2 separate regions of the Mus musculus genome follow, and region 1 is linked to region 2. The links are chromatin loops, found by intact Hi-C in ENCODE. Cell type or tissue: gastrocnemius. All regions are shown on one strand.

Evidence for each region. A loop is a pair of places that touch in the nucleus more often than their neighbours do. Peaks named below come from ENCODE experiments on the same cell type or tissue, not always from the same donor. Only the 100,000 strongest peaks of a DNase experiment are listed, where the experiment ranks them.
Region 1: it touches region 2 in a loop (2.4-fold over the local background); 20 of 42 quality-filtered maps call a loop at or near these places.

Annotation. Positions count from the first base shown.
Region 1 is chr10:43,743,552-43,751,551 of GRCm38, forward strand. 1700027J07Rik (RIKEN cDNA 1700027J07 gene) reads left to right here and starts at 2,607. Exons shown (of 4, transcript NR_040581.2): 1 at 2,607-3,104. RefSeq lists an enhancer at 2,587-3,127. In gastrocnemius, no CTCF peak of the experiment used is centred here; no DNase peak of the experiment used is centred here; H3K4me3 peaks cover 1,161 bases; H3K27ac peaks cover 3,228 bases.
Region 2 is chr10:43,570,566-43,578,565 of GRCm38, forward strand. No RefSeq gene overlaps it. Among named protein-coding and RNA genes, the nearest start is that of Cd24a, 4.6 kb to the right of the region's middle. In gastrocnemius, a CTCF peak has its summit at 4,537 (motif pointing right); DNase peaks (open chromatin) are centred at 4,561, 5,876, 6,440, 7,276 and 1 more place; H3K4me3 peaks cover 1,328 bases; H3K27ac peaks cover 2,693 bases.

The sequences.
Region 1 (8,000 bases), 170 kb after region 2:
TTGTCTGTAAACTTCTAGGTTCTCCTACAGCCTGATAGAAAGCCAAAGAATTTGTCCCATTCCTTTCTCTCTCTCTCCTTTTTTTTTTTTTTTTTTTTTTTTTTTTTTTTTGAGAAAAGGTTTCTCTGTATAGCCCTGGCTGTAGAACACTTTGGCTTCAAAGTCAGAAGTCTGCCATTCTCCTCTACCCTACAAGTTCTGGGATCAAAGGTGTATACCACCACAACACCTGGCCAAGAGGAACTTTCTTTCATTAAGTAGAATTTTCTTCCTAAATAGTTTGTTCTAGAAAGCCGATTCATTTAACAAATCTTTTGAAACACTGGGAAAGGGCTCTGGGCTTTTGGCACATTTCTTCTCAGTCCATCCAGTAACCACGTGTTAGGTGAGGAAGGAGCTCGCCAAGGCGGGCAGTTTTCTAGTTGCATGTTGCTCAGGGGCGCCGATGTTCCATGTTTTGTGATACTGATAGTGTGCTTTGTGCATTTATAAAACCAAGGCTGGAGAAGGTTTCAGCACATAGTCTACAAGTAGATTAAATGATCAACGAATAATCTGTCCTTCACCAAGGTCCCTTTCTCTTTGAAGCTGAAAGATATTAAGGGAGCTGTGTTAGCCTGTGCTCTCCAGAGAGGCAGACTAACATAGCACACGTGGAACTTTATTAGAGACTGCGTCATCAATGTGGAGGCCAAGCAGCCCTTCAGTCTGCCATCTGCACGATAAAGAACAAGGAAGACCAGGGGGTGTGAACCCCAGTGTAAGCCTGAGGGCTCTCATGTCAGGACTGATGTGCAAAGACAGGGAGAGGGGGGCTCCCCAGCTCAAACAGGTGGTAAAGCTCACCCTTTCTCCACCTCTTCTGTGCTGTTTGTTCCTTCAAGGGATTATTAGATCATGTCCAACTACGCTACAGACACCCCTCTTCTTCATTCAGTCTGCAAATGTAAGTGTTAAGGTCTTCCAGAAACATCTGTAGCAAATGCAGAAATAGGATTTTTCTCTGTCTATCTGAATATTCTGCTCCCTAGTCAAAGTGACAAAGGAAACCATCACAAACCATCTAGGCTTTGTTTTATTAAAGAATAACTGGAGAGACCTAGTCCAGGTTGTGCCTGGCCATGGGGAAGAGGACAGGGAAGCAGACGACACTGTCCATGCTGCCTGGAATGAAAAACCACATTATCACTCTCTAGGGCCAAGGAAGCCTCAGTCTTTTTTAGAAATACCACCTGAAAGAAGAGAGATGTGCAATTCTGCAGGCAATGTCATTCTTTTCAGGGATCCTCAATGTGAAATTTAACAGCCTATTCCTTTGTCACTCCTAAGGATGTTGGTGAGAGGGGTATTTAAATCGCCTTTCTGTCACTACAACAAAATGCATGAGATAATCAACTTACAAAGAGGAAAGGTTGTCCAGCTCATGGTTTTAAAGGTTCTACTCCATAACCAAGAAGACCAATTTCTGGCAAGCCTTTGGTGAGGTTGCCGGAGGCAAAGTCTATCTTTAAGCATGTTTGAGCAAACTCCTCATACCATGGCCAGAAGAAGCAAAAGAGAAAAGAGTGGGTACCACAAGAAGATGTGTGCCTCTTCTGGGGCACACATCCAGTGATCTAGGACTTCTCTACTAGATCCCACCTCTCCCCACAATAGCATTGACTGGGGACCATGCCTTCAACGCATGGAGGTACACCAAATCCAAACTATAGCAAGGACTAGGTAGACTCACAACATACAGGCCATGTTGTCTTTGCCACCCGGTGAAGTGAATCACAGAACATCTTTTGAATAGGAACTTTCACCTTTTGTTATATCAGCAGGAATGCAGGCAGCCAGGACTCATCCAATATGTGCAGCTTACCAAAGTCCCAAGTGGACTATATTAATGCTCTGTGCTTAAGCCATACCTCTCAGAATGGGGCTGTGGCTCTGTTACCACAAGTCCTTGCCTCTAACAGGATTGAGACCCTGGGTTCCATTCCCAGCCCATCCTGCACTTCACTAACAGTAATAATAAGCCAGGGTTCCATCCCCAGCCCGTCCTGCATGTCACTAACAGTAATAACCCAGTGAAAACAAGTGTCTCCCACACCCCTCCACGACTAATGACACAGGACACTCAAATATAAAAGGCATGAGTTGCTGGCAGTCATTTCAACTATCTAGAACCCTAAGCTAGTGCACACTTGACTTTTCCTCTGTTCTCCGTTAGGTTGACACTCAGCCAGCCCTCCTGTTTACTAGTTGTCTGAGAGAAATTTAGAAAAACAAAACAAAACAAAAACCAAACAAACAAAAAAATGGTTTTAGTACAACCTAGGTCACATTCTTCTCATGTTGGTTGCTGCATAGTCGGAAGGGGTTACGTCAAGGGAAATTGACACCTACCCTTCTCATTTGCTCTTTGATTTGCACACTCATCAGAAGACTAGAGCCATTTGATACTTCACAAGATGATTCCCCTTAGCAGACACTGAGGGAAGGGGGAGTCACCTGGCCCCAGCATCTGGTAACTGTTCCCATTTCAACTGTTGACTCAATAAATGCCCTTGGGCAAGTCACTGAACCTCTCCACATTTAGTCTCTGGGGAATGAAATCTGCCAACTGTATTATGTGGGTTTGAACCTCACTGCCCTCTGGGATAAAAATAGGAGAGGACCAGGTGTCAGCTGGTCCCAAACTGATGTAAGGATGGCGGCCATGGGATCTCAAAGATGTCCTTGAGCTATAAATTCTATAATAGGGTCACGGGACACAGAGGCCCTCAGGCATTTATTTGGCTTGTGTGATAAATTCCAGCCCTTGAAATTTTTCCAGCCACTCTTGAATACTCTGCCTGGCCCCGCCCCCACTCCTCAGTATTTCTCCCGCCATAATACTCAACTCTGAATGCTGTTGCTTTGTCACAAAACTCTTGGACCGTAAACTTCCCAAGGGAGGAGATAACGTCAGCACAAGCTTCATTGTCAAGTACACACCAGGCAAGTGGGCATACTACGTGAATTGTTTGCCATATGGACGAGTGAATGAAGACTTCCCAGGCTCCAGAGAACATTCCACTCCTCTGCCTCTGGGATCATCCATCCCTGGCCAACATAAGGTAGGATCTGACCCCATTTCCCCACCATACTTACCATCAGTGGTGAGGATCACTGTCATCTTTACTGGATTTACAATCACCTAGAAACATGCCTGTGGGTGTATTGGGGAGGGTGTTTCAACTGATGACTAAGAAAGAGAAAGCTAGCTGAATACCATGAGACACTGTCTCAAGCTCCAGTCTTCATTACTACAACCTGCTCTCACAGCCATCCATGGCGAGGGCACCCTCACTGGGGGGGAGGCTATCCCTCAAACAGTGTGCTGAAGTGAGTCTTTTTTTTTTTTTTTTTAAATGGTTTTTTGAGACAGGGTTTCTCTGTATAGCTGTTGCTGTCCTGGAACTCACTTTGTAGACCAGGCTGGCCTTGAACTCAGAAATCCGCCTGCCTCTGCCTCCCGAGTGCTGGGATATCTAGACCAGGGTGGCCTCAAACTGGTAGAGATCCCTCTGCCTCTACCTTTGTTGCTGGGATCGAAGGCCTATGCCATCATGGCCGGCTCCCTCTATTCATTCTTTAAGGAAGGTTCTCTTTACAGATGTGGAAGAACAGTCTCAAGAGCAGATGTCAACACCATAACCAGAATTGTCCGGATTTTTGACTGAATGTAGGACTCATTTAGAGTCACGTGTCTGATGTTATGTGTAAAGACTGGCCAAAATCTTATCCCTAGCTTACATACAAGCACAGGCAGATAATTAGCCAAACTTCTTCTCTTGACTCTGGCTAAAGGTATCTAGGAAGTCAGGGACAACCATATAAATAACTTTCACGCTGAACTCGGAGACAATGGAAGTAGTTCAGACATCTAAAAACTCAGTGTAAGAGACTCCTAGTGCCACTGCTTGGCACAGAAGGGAGACTCAGCCCTAGAAGGCCTATGCTTCAGGAGAGGGCTTGACTCTCTGGGTTTCCCTATGCCCTCCTCCCTGAACAGATAGTTTCAGATTCCAGTGGAAGTCATCCAACAGACCAAGATCCCTCACTTTCCTCCCAGCATTCCTGCTAAATACAGCATCCAGGTCAACTGGAGTCATCTGCAAGTGCTCTCTCTGGCGCTCTCTTCCCATCTCTTAACTGGGCGTGGGTGTCCTGCACTACTGACTTTCCCATAGTGCTCAGGTGAGAAGCATGTTGTGGGCGGGGCAGTCTCAAGATGTCTGTACCACTGTTGGTTTACTGCTCCTGACTCTTTCTGCTGACGTTGATGTTGTCCCTAGAATTCTCATTCATTCTCTCTCTCTCTCTCTCTCTCTCTCTCTTCTTACCCCCACCCCCACCCCATTTTGGTCCTTTAGTTCCCCACTGGTATTAGTGTTTTCTCTTCAATTTGGAGAACTTGACTAGCTATAATTGCTCTGCTTTGTAGGTCTCTAACATATTTCCCAGGGAGGAGACACGTACTGCCTGATTCTTGGTATATTACGTATGCACCACCTGTTTTCCTGCTTGTCTGGCTTCCATGAAACCCCTGGATATAACACGTAGCCTACTGCTGCTGACTTCTGTAGCCATATTGCCTTCCTGGCTACCGCTGCAAAAAACAGTCCTGCTAACAACAGCTTCCCTTGACTCTTTCCTTCCTTCCTTCCTTCCTTCCTTCCTTCCTTCCTTCCTTCCTTCCTTCCTGGTGAGCAGGTGGAGGCAATAATGGAGGTTGGAACTAGGAACTCAATCTAGCCAAGTGTTTCACCAGCAAGCTACAGCAGCAGCCCTGGCTCTCTTAACTCTAATGCTACTTACTATTCATGGGTTCATGGGCTCTTTCTCTTTTTTTCCTCCCATCTTTGCTCTCAAGCTTGACCAGTGAATTTATGCATAGTATTAATTTTACATGCATCTTTGCATAGTAAGCAAATTATTCTCATTTCCTGCCATTTCCACACCCTACTAGGGGAAGCCCAAAGGACAGCTTCGGGATATACTCTGCCCTTTGTGACCCTGCCCGTTCAGAAGTCAGTCATTTGCTTAACTCATAACCCAACAGACTTAGATGCAAAAGACGGTTAGTTCCATTTCTTTCTGGGAAATTTCAGCAAGTAATAAAAAGATTTGCTAGTATGCCCAGAGATAGGGACATTGATAGTTGGGACCAAATAGTGAGTCATGGCAAAGCCATGAGGGGATTATTTTTAAAGGAGTTTAAATTTTTTCTTCTATGTCGTGAAATAATCATAACTACATAATTTCCCCCTTCCTTTTCTTCAAGCCCTCCTATAAACCTACCCCTTGCTATTTTTCAAATTCATAGTCTCTCCATTAATTGTTGTTATGTAGGTACATGTAGGAATATATATGCATTCCTAACTGAGTGTTAAATTTCAAAGCTCTGGACAAGTAGTCACAAGAAAGAAGAAAACAGTTCCAGGTCTAGAGAAAAGAGAAGCCAAGGAGACTGAGTTAGATAAGAGTTGAAAACCAACGGCCCAACTCTGCAGAATGCTTGGCTCCTGGTAGAAGTTGCTCCAGTTACTCTCCCCCACTATTCTGTGCACCTTTGAGACACAGACCCATCGGGCCAGGGAGGGCTTAACCTGGGTCAGAGGTTAGTCAACAACTTTTTACTGCAGAAGGCAAGACAATAAAAATTTTCAGTTTTGTAGGCTTCAAGTCTCTTGGAACCATAGAAGCATTAAGAGCAGTCAAAGGAACACATACGACTATGTTCTCACAGACCCTTATGGACACGGAAAATTGAACTTTACAAAAAAGAAATATTTTATTTGATACATTTGAGAGTTTGCCCGCATGTATGACTGCTGCAATGCCTGCAGAGGCTAGAAGAGGGAGTCAGATCCAAGGGACAGTGGTGAGCTGCCACCTGGTGCTGGGAACTGAACCTGGTCCTGTGTAAGAGTGGTCAGTGCTCTTAACTGTTAAGCTATCTCTTCAATCCTTTACTTTTTGTGTGCCCCCCAGATTATTTTAATTTTATTTCTTCTCAGTCATTTATAAATGTAGAAACCACTCCTGCCTTGTGATCCCGGGAATCATAGCCTGGGGATGTAGCCTTGTACCCCAACTCAGTACTGGGAGATCAACACAGGGCTTGCCATGCAGAGTACTGGGCTGATTGTGAGTCTTCTGCAGTTTCCTATTCCCCTTGGCAATGGAACACCAGAATAACAAATGGCCAAGTGGTACAGAGAGTAGGGCACAGAGCCACCAGTTGAACTAATACTGAGACAAACGCTACGAACGATGTGGCCAAAATTTGTGCATACCACAAGAAGGTAGTTCAAAGAGGCTTGTGGCAAGTCTGCAAATTAGGAGAAGGCTTGGTTGGAGACTTGCTTAGATCCAATGCCCAGAGGCCAGGATGGGACAGAGTCCTTTAGCAAGTAGAACAGGGTCACACAGAAGTACCAACTGACAGCACCATGAGGCCCTCAGAGCAGAACTGCCTACCTCTAGGTTGGCTATAGCTTTCAGAGACTAAGTGAGAGAGGATTGCTAGTGCTATGCCGACTGGGAGTTACAGAAAGCTCCTGCTGGACCAAGAATGGAATGTAGCATTTTGGGAGCAGAATCTGCTTTTCCTTAGAGGATTTTTTAAAAATCATTTATTTATTTATTTATTTATTTATTTATTTATTTATTTATTTATTTATTGAGATTGGATTATTGATTGATTGATTGATTGATTGATTGAGATTGGATTTCTACCATGTGTCTAGGATCCCAATCCTCTTGCCTCTGTCATAGCTATATACATACTGTAAGCATCTCGATAGAAACATTTGCCTACCAGATACTCAAGCAAGGATCCCCAAGGAATTGCAATTTCCCCAGAAACCATTCTGGGGAAGAAAAGGCTGAAGCCAGGTGCCTGTCAGGAGACAAGCTTGGTTTCCAGGGATAACTTTCACACAGTTCTGCATGGTTAGCAGACTGCTTTGCAGGAGGGACCCATCAAGATAACCGTGGGTCAGGGATTGGGGAACCACAGCTGATTTTGGGCTGCTGAGCTGTGCACGCTTGCTGTCCTCTTTGGAAACTAAGCTATGCCGGCGCATCTGAAGATGGATGCAGGGGTCCCTGGGCCTCGGTATTTATTCCTCTCCCCCATGTGCCCATATTGAGCAACGCTCTCCCCCCTTCCCTGTTTTCAATTAATGTCACTTGTGTATTTAGTTGGTGTATGGTGAACAGCCTAGCTTGTTAGAACTGCAAAGGCTCAAAGACTAAAACTTCTGGCAACAGTATCACCATGCCCGTCTCAGAAGTCTTTTTATCTATAAAGAGGGCAGGGCATAGGAAAGCTCCACTGTTTCTTCCGACACACTGAGAAGGTCTCAGGTCCATCGCACAAAGGCTGGTCGCTCTGTCTGACACAGAGCAGCGATCAGGCTCCAGGCCACTGTTGGTGTGTTATGCATTTCCTGTATGGTCATGGGGTCACCCTGGGAAGTTCTCTGTTAGTGGTTCAGCTTTGGTGATCCAGAAGAGCCCTAGAAGCAGGGCTGTGATCTCAGGAGGGTTGTTCCGGAACACTCTTAGAATCTCGGATCACGTTCCGAGCCAGGGGTCACCCAGCAGTCCTCAGCTGCCTGCCTCTCACTCTCTTCGAGGGAAGCAAAACTTGATGTTGTTAAGTTTCAATTTCTTATCTGCCCGAGTGTGCTACATCGTGTTTACTGGTGTAGCACACCAAGAATCCTCAGATTTTTTTTCCTTTTGAAATATTTAAATCCAGTCTTCAGAAGCTAAACATTTCATAATAGATATGGAATGTATATAATACTGTACATATTATCTCAGGTAAAATAAACTACAATCATTTATTACCACGAGATACCTATCAGTTCAATGTAATGTTTGTCTTAGCACTTACACTTTCCCGAAATGAGCATGGCAGCACATACATTTAAATCCCAGAGCTTGGGAGGCAGAGA
Region 2 (8,000 bases):
TCTCCCCTTTTCAGCAGGGTCTCGCCAAGTCACTGGTTGGCCTGAAACCTGCTAAGTAGACCAGGCTGGCCTTGAACCCTGGATATCTGCTTGCCTCTGCCTCCCAAGTGTTGGGATTTGTTGAGTGAGGCCTGCCCCACTAGTCTAGCTGTATCCATTTTGATGACTTGAATCCAGGACTTCTTTTATGCTAGACAAGCATTCTACCAACTGAATTGTATCTCCACCATGGCTCCTATTTTTAAAAAATGTTATTGTAAATCTCCAACCCCAATAAGCCCATGCAAAACCATGTAACTTAGTTATAATATTTATAAGCTGTATGTCTAGATTGGGCAGATTTACTATTACACTAATCTATTTTCTATCTAATCCCAGTGTTTCCTCTAATCCCTTTTTAAAAAATGTATACATTCTTTTTTTTAAAAAAAAGATTTATTTATTTATTTTATGTAAGTACATTGTAGCTGTCTTCAGACACACACCAGACCAGAAGAGGGTGTCAGATCTCATTACGGATGGTTGTAAGCCACCACGTGGTTGCTGGGATTTGAACTCAGGCCCTTCGGAAGAGCAGTCAGTGCTCTTAACTGCTGAGCCATCTCTCCAGCCCTCTAATCCCCTTTTTAAGGCATGTAAGGCCTTGTCTTTTGAGAATAAATCAAGAGAATAAATATTGTAGTAATGGTAAGTGACAACATGTCTATTTCCTTTAAATCCACTCTGTTGAACTTTTCAAAATATCATCACATAAAGCCCCAAAGGTATTTATTGTGTTCTTCATCTTTAAGTATCATATATGTATGTGTGTGTGTGCGCGTGTGTATATATATATATATATATATATATATATATATCTTTATATCTTTATTATCAACTTATAATTTTTATTATCTGACCTGGAGTCTTTTGTACCTTTGTCTCCCTTTGCTGTTTGAGTTAGGACACTGTAGTTCTCTCCTTCTTTTTTTTTTTTTTTTCACAGGGAGGGGCTGACCGTAGAAAGATCCTTGGCTTCTGTACTTCTGAGCCTGCTCTCTGTCTTTTGTTTGAGTTGCAACTGGCATCATGTGCACTAATCTCAGGCAGCCTGCAGCACAAACAGTCTGGAGAGTGGGTCTGGCTGGCCCATGTCCTGGTGTAGACTGGGGGATATGGGGAATGAGCATGCAAAGTCTCCCTGGGGCATAGATGCCTCAATCATCTCACTCTGACACAAAGTTGTGCTCCAGGGTCCCATCCCTCCCTAGGCTCAGGGAACCCCACACTGGCACTTCTCAAGTTCCAGCTCCAGGCTGGGGTGATGTCCCTGGCTGTAGCTGTCTGTCTGGGGGTTGGAGAGGGAGCCTCTCTGTAGCTCTCTGTAGACCCCTCAGACCCACTCAGCTTTTAATCTGTATATTGTTGTAGCCAGAGATCGTTGTCCCAGTCATTTATTCAGGGGTTGGGGTGAGTGCAGTGGACTTTTATCTAAGGTTAGTTGGGTTCTAAGCCCCACATTGGGCACCAATTTGTTATAGTAAATCTCTAACCCCAATATGCCCATGCAAAACCACACAACTTAGTTTTAATGTTTATAAGCTATATGCCTGGATTGGGCAGATTTACCACTACACTAATCTATTCCCCAGCTGTGAGATCTCTTGTTGTTTGTGGGTTCTCTAGGCCACGTGGTCTTTTTTTTTTTTTTTTTTTTCCGAGACAGGGTTTCTCTGTGTAGCCCTGGCTGTCCTGGAACTCACTTTGTAGACCCCCAGGCTGGCCTCGAACTCAGAAATCTGCCTGCCTCTGCCTCCCAAGTGCTGGGATTAAAGGCGTGCGCCACCACACCTGGCTTTCTTTTTTTTTAAACCTCTTTTCTTCTCTGTCTTCTTCCTCTCTCATTTTCTACTCTTTCCCGACTCTCTAGAACCTTCAACCCCACCTTTCCCTTCCATTGCCCAATCACAGGCTCTAGCCTTCATTTGACCAGTTAAAATGGGGAGAAGGTTTACATGAAATCACGTGAGTACATGATCCATTCCTTGTTGGGGTAGCCCCTTTTGCAGAAGCAGAATTAACATCAGAACACAAACAGCACCAGGGAAACCCACAACATAAATTTTCCTTCTTTTGAGTTTGTATGTCTATCTGTTTATACCAGTTTTGGAGAGGCTATAGGTTAGGTATCTTCTTCCTCTATTACTCTTTTTTTTTTTTTTTTTTTTTAAAGATTTATTTATTATATGTAAGTTCACTGTAGCTGTCTTCAGACACACCAGAAGAGGGAGTCAGATCTTGTTATGGATGGTTGTGAGCCACCATGTGGTTGCTGGGATTTGAACTCTGGACCTTTGGAAGAGCAGTCAGGTGCTCTTACCCACTGAGCCATCTCACCAGCCCCCTCTATTACTCTTTATCTTATTATTTATTCCCGTGATCCATAGACTGGCTCTGAACCATGCCATTTCAGAATGGTTGTCTGGCTAATGAACTCCTGCATTCTGTCTGTAGCCCATTCTGGCACTGAGGTCATGGTATTCCTTCTGCCTCAGTCTTCTGAGGCCTGGAATAACACTCTGGTACTTCCAAGGTTTAAAAACTTTTTTTTTTGATATGTATGGGTGTTTTGTCTGTATATACTTTGTCTATGTATGCTTAGTGCCCATGGAGATGGTGAGAAGGTGTCAGAGGCCCAAGACCTGGAGTAACAGAAGCTTGTAAGCTACCAAGTAGGTGCTGCAAATTGAACCTGGGTCCTCTGGAAGAGCAGCCGGCAATCTGAACCACTGAATCATCTCTTCAACTCCAGATCTTACTTTTTAAAAAAACAAGATTTATTTTTTTATTTACCTTATGAGTACTCTATCTGCATACTCAGAAATCCGCCTGCCTCTGCCTCCCGAGTGCTGGGATTAAAGGCGTGTGCTGATCTTACTTTTTTTAACTTACTAATTTATCATGAGCTGAAAATGGTGGTGAATGCCTTTATTTCTAACACTTGAGAGGCAGAGGAAGGAGTATTTCTGTGAGTTCAAGGCCAGACTGGACTACGTACTGAGTTCCAGGAAAGTCGGGATACATAGAGAAAAATCTCACTCAAAAAACAAAACAAACAATCAAAGTTTAAGGTCTCTTTAGCTATGTCAAAGCCAGAGTACACGAGACCCTGTTTAAAACAGAAAAAGAAAAAGAAGAAGAAAAAGGAAAAGAAAATGTTGTGGGTGCAGAGGTGGCTTAGCAGTTACGAGCACTGGCTGCTCTTCCAGAGGACCCAGGCTCACAGCCATCTCCAGCTCTGTGGGGTTTGGTATCCGCTGGCTTCCTTGGGCACTGCACCTGTGTCATGCATAGACATGCATGCAGATAACACCCATTCACATAAAATAATAAAATATGCACTCCAGGGCAGACCCCATGTCCAGGAGTAACTGGCCAAACAAGCTGAACTCCATGGGTAAACAGGGTCGTCTAGAGTCCATCACTGGGGTGCTTGCTGCAGGCCCGATGGCCATGAGTTTGATCCCCCTGGAAAAAGACCTGACTCCTGTAAGCTCTTCTCTGCATCCGCATGTCCCCTTGCCCAACAAATAAATAAATGCATGTAAAAATAAAATAGGTTAAGAATTTACCATAGTGATATCTTCACGTAACACACATACATATACATACACATATAGCATATATACACATAATACATATAATATATAAAGAATATAATGTCCTTTTGCACTCTTTAGTGACTTTATATTATTTAATAGTATAGATATGTTAATTTCTCTAACTAGGTCTCGGTTTTTGGATAGTTAAGTGTTTTTCAGCCTGTTACCAAACAGCAACTAATTATTGCACATTACTCTGTACAAGTCAGTTTTATTATAGTTGATGTTTTGAGACAGAGTTTCTCTGTGTAGCCCTGGCTGTCCTGGAACTCATTCTGCTGACCAGGCTGGCCTCCAACTCAGATCCACCCGCCTCTGCCTCCCAAGTGCTGGGATTAAAGGGTGTGCCCCCACCAGGCTGTACAAATATATCTTTGGACTAAATTTAGCATTAGAATTGGCAGAGGGAGACATGCTGTATTAACACCAATAGATGCATCCTTTCCTACAGATCTAAAAGCGTTTTCTCATATCCCTGCAGGACAACACTTCCTAAAACTCTGAACTCACAGTTTGACCAAAGGCATTAAGAGGGTGCCTTCTTTTTATTTAATTCCCTTAAACAGTAGCAACTTCCACACAGGGACACTTCAGCATGGGCCACCTTACTCAGTTTGCATCTAAACATAGTCTGGACTGTTTCTATTTACAGCTGTTTTCTTGTTGGGTGAAGCTGACCATCTGGGAGAAATTGAAAAAAAAAAAAAGCTATAGGAGAAAAAACCCCATAACTCTAAAAGAAACTCACTGTGGCTTATTAGCTTCCAGAGGATCAAAAATTCAGGATTTTTTTTTAAAAACAAAATTCAGGGCTTTTTGTTAGATGAAAAATATATCATCTCTGTCTAAATCTACTTATTATTTTGACAATGAGCGTTAATAATCCATGTGGCCAGCAGAGGGCAGCACATCCCCATAGAGTGTCCAGGAGACGCCTTCAGCAGGGACTTTGGACCACATTAGCAAGAATACTAACCCACTTTGTCACTTCCCCGCCTCCAGGCTTGGGGCTGGTGAAAGAGAGGAACAAAGCTTGCCTAAAAGACCAAGACAAACTGAAGAACTGAATGCCAGCTAAGTGCAGGGCAGCATAGAAACAGGAAAGAAAGAAGTATTGTAAAACCAGCATCATTAAGTAGAAGGGGATTTTAATTAAATGTGATTATTTCAGGCACTGTTTACACAGCAAAGCCCAGAAAGTATACTTTATTGTATTAATATCTCACTTCACATCCATTTTGCTAAAAATGTCAAATAATTTAGCTCTGTATTTAATCTTCTATTTTCCTAAAAATAAGACTTATCTTTTAAAAATCAAAATGCAGGTTAACCATATACTTTAATGTTAGTCCATTTATCCAATACTGAGTGCCAGGAGGAGAGGACATGGGGTGGACATAGTCTCTGCATTCCTGCCCTCACTCCCACGTACTGGGGATTGAACCCAGGGCCTTGTACACGCTAGGCCAGTTGTAGTACTGAGCTACATCCTCCGCCCTGACTCCTGTTTTTTTGTTTTGTTTTGTTTTTGTTTTGTTTTTTTTCAGCAAAGCAGAAAGGACTGGAAACCTGGGTCAGGAAGCTTTGTAACTTCAGAGGTGGTATCATAACTGGTTCTGCGGCTGGGGCCAGATTTCTTAACATCTCTGTTTTATTTCAGAATAAAAAACAATACGGATGCGCTGTCAACCTCACAGACCCACACACAAAACACCATGTGAGGGCGGGCATTTCGGGCCACACAGCCACACAGATGGCTTAACAGGAAGACAGCCCGATGACTTGAGTCTGAATTCTGCAATCCACTTGGTAGCAAGACAACACAGTCCTCTGACTGTCACATGTGTGCTGTGGCACATGTAGACCCCCCTCCTCCTCCCCCAATGATAAAAGTAAGAAAGCAAGTAAGTAAATAAGTAAATGGGCAAGGAGAGGAAAGGAAAAAAGAAACACAAAGATATGCAAAGATGCTGCTGGGGGAAAAGGAGTATGATTTAAAGAGCCACAGCATAACATAATGCCCACGGCAACAGCAGAGGCAGCTTGCTGTGTCCTGTGAGCCAGCACTCTGCTAAATGTTGGAATTAGTTCAGTTAGGGCCTTATCCTTTGCATGTGGGTCCACCAGACAGGCGTTGTACTCTAGGCGTTGGGAGGTGGGGATGCTCACGAGAAGTCAGACAGGATCCTAGGAACGGGCAGAACAGGCTGGACCCAGAGTCTCTTGAGTGCTGCACCTGTCTGGTGGCCAGCCTTCCTCTCCGTTGAGCACAGAGGAACTGTATGCCCTGCCATTACAGTCTTACCCAGGACAGGACCAACATCCAAAATGTCCAGAATGCGGTGATTTCCCCAGCGTTCTGGAGGCTGAGGCAGGAGGAATCCGAGTTCAAGGCCAGCCCAAGATACACAGCGATTGTCAAACAGCAACCAGAAAGCACGTCATAGGCAATTCCATGAAAACCAGAGAAAACTGACCTTACTAGTTACCACCGTTCACACACATATTAATACATGAACAATCAGTTTCAAAACCACTCCATGCTACAGCTTCTCCAGAAAGTGTAAATTGGTCATGTTCTAAAGAAGAACTGGGGTTAACGTTAAGATTCCTTCTAGTGGCAGCTTGAGCTCTTGTTGCCTAAGAGAAAAGCGAACCGTGGAAAGCTGGAGGAGCAGGACAGCTCACCAGCAGCCAGCTCAGAGCGGGGCTCTTACACTTGAGGCTTCAGGGGTCATAGGTCAGGACACCCCCTTCTGGGCACAGAATGGCCAACATCCTGCAAACACAGAATCGGTCCGTTCCCCGGGAGATTCTGCACAGGTGGAGAACGGAACAAAACACCACATAGGAGCGAGCCTGCGGCTCAGCTCGCTGTTTCTTTCAAATCACACAGAGAGGTAAACGGGGAAGGTAACTGCTTTCTGTTTCCTGTTCCCTCCAGCCAAGGAGCAAATGCCAAGGGAGAGAGCTAAGAGCTAGGCACTGGAGCGCGCAACAGACACAGCAGTCTTTTGTGTTTGCTTTTGAGATAGGGCCTTGCTTCGTAACCTTGGATAGCCTGGAACTTGCTCATGTAGACCAGGCTGGCCTGGAACTTGCAGTGAGTGATCTTCCCGCCTGTGCCTTCTTAGAGCTTGGTTTCCAGGCATGCACTATCACAGCTGGTGTACATTAATTGCTTAATAACACATCGGTTACAGTGTCACCATCACCTGCGTTTTACAGAAGAAGCAGCCCCAGCTTTTTGTCCAAAGTAAAAAAGAAAAAAAAAAAAAAAAAAAAAAAAAAAGAATGTCTCATAGCATTTGGGCCGATACCTGGCTCCAGAGGCTGTGTTGTTAACTACGGCACCAACACATTTCCTTAAACTAATACCGAGAGGGAGGGGAGAGAGATCAAGTTGGAGGAAGGAGGGGCAAGAATGGAGAACTGAGGGGCAGAAAAAACAAGCCTAGGGCACAAAACAAAACAAAACCCCCAAACCAAATGGAAGCCAGGAATAACTCCAGGAGTAGCCCCATAGCCTGTTGTCCTGAAGAAACTCTGAAGACGGCGCCCTTGGGGTTAGGCGCTATTGAGTCAGTCCTTGCGCCACCCTGGGAGAGGAGCGCCGCCGTTGCTGGGCACAGAACGACCTTTCTATACAGTGTGCTAACTGTTAAACAGAAAGTTCACTGGCGCTATACAAAAATTCCTGTGCGCCCAAGCACACCTCACACGTGGAAAGTTACTGAGCGGTTGTGGCTGACTTGGTAAGGCTCAGGCAGCCACAAACCAACGACTGTGGAGTCCATTGTCAGCTTGCTGCCATAAAACTTTGTTTTTACGAGGCTGTTCTGCAAAAATTGAAATTTAAACAAATTTCCACCGTTGCTAGGTTTGCTTTGTTTTGCTTTAAGGTCTGTAAAACACGTGGGCTAAACTTTAAATAGGAAGGTCCTAAACCCTGTGATTAAAGATTAGAAAATATTCTACCACTAAGTTGTTTTAAAGTTTGCTTTGAAGTTTTCACAAAAGAAGGTCGAAAGAAAGATTCCACTAAAATGTACAGACGGATGACTAATCTTTCTGAATCGGTTTGTCAAATTACTTAAAGGCAACTATGGGTGGAAATGGCTTGAATAAGAAAGCGTTCGAACGCTGAGCAAGTACTGTGCCACAGAGGCAGAACAAGCACGTCCCCAGAAACGTGGAGAATACTGGGACCGAAACCCAGTCCCTCGCAATGTCCCGCCCCGTGGCCGAGCGCAGCTGGCTGTTGCCTAGGTCCGGTTGGATGCTCCCGGGTATGGCCGGGTGCGCGATGCTTGATGCAGCACTAGAGGAACTCAAAACACAAAGCAAGCAGCCAGGGGC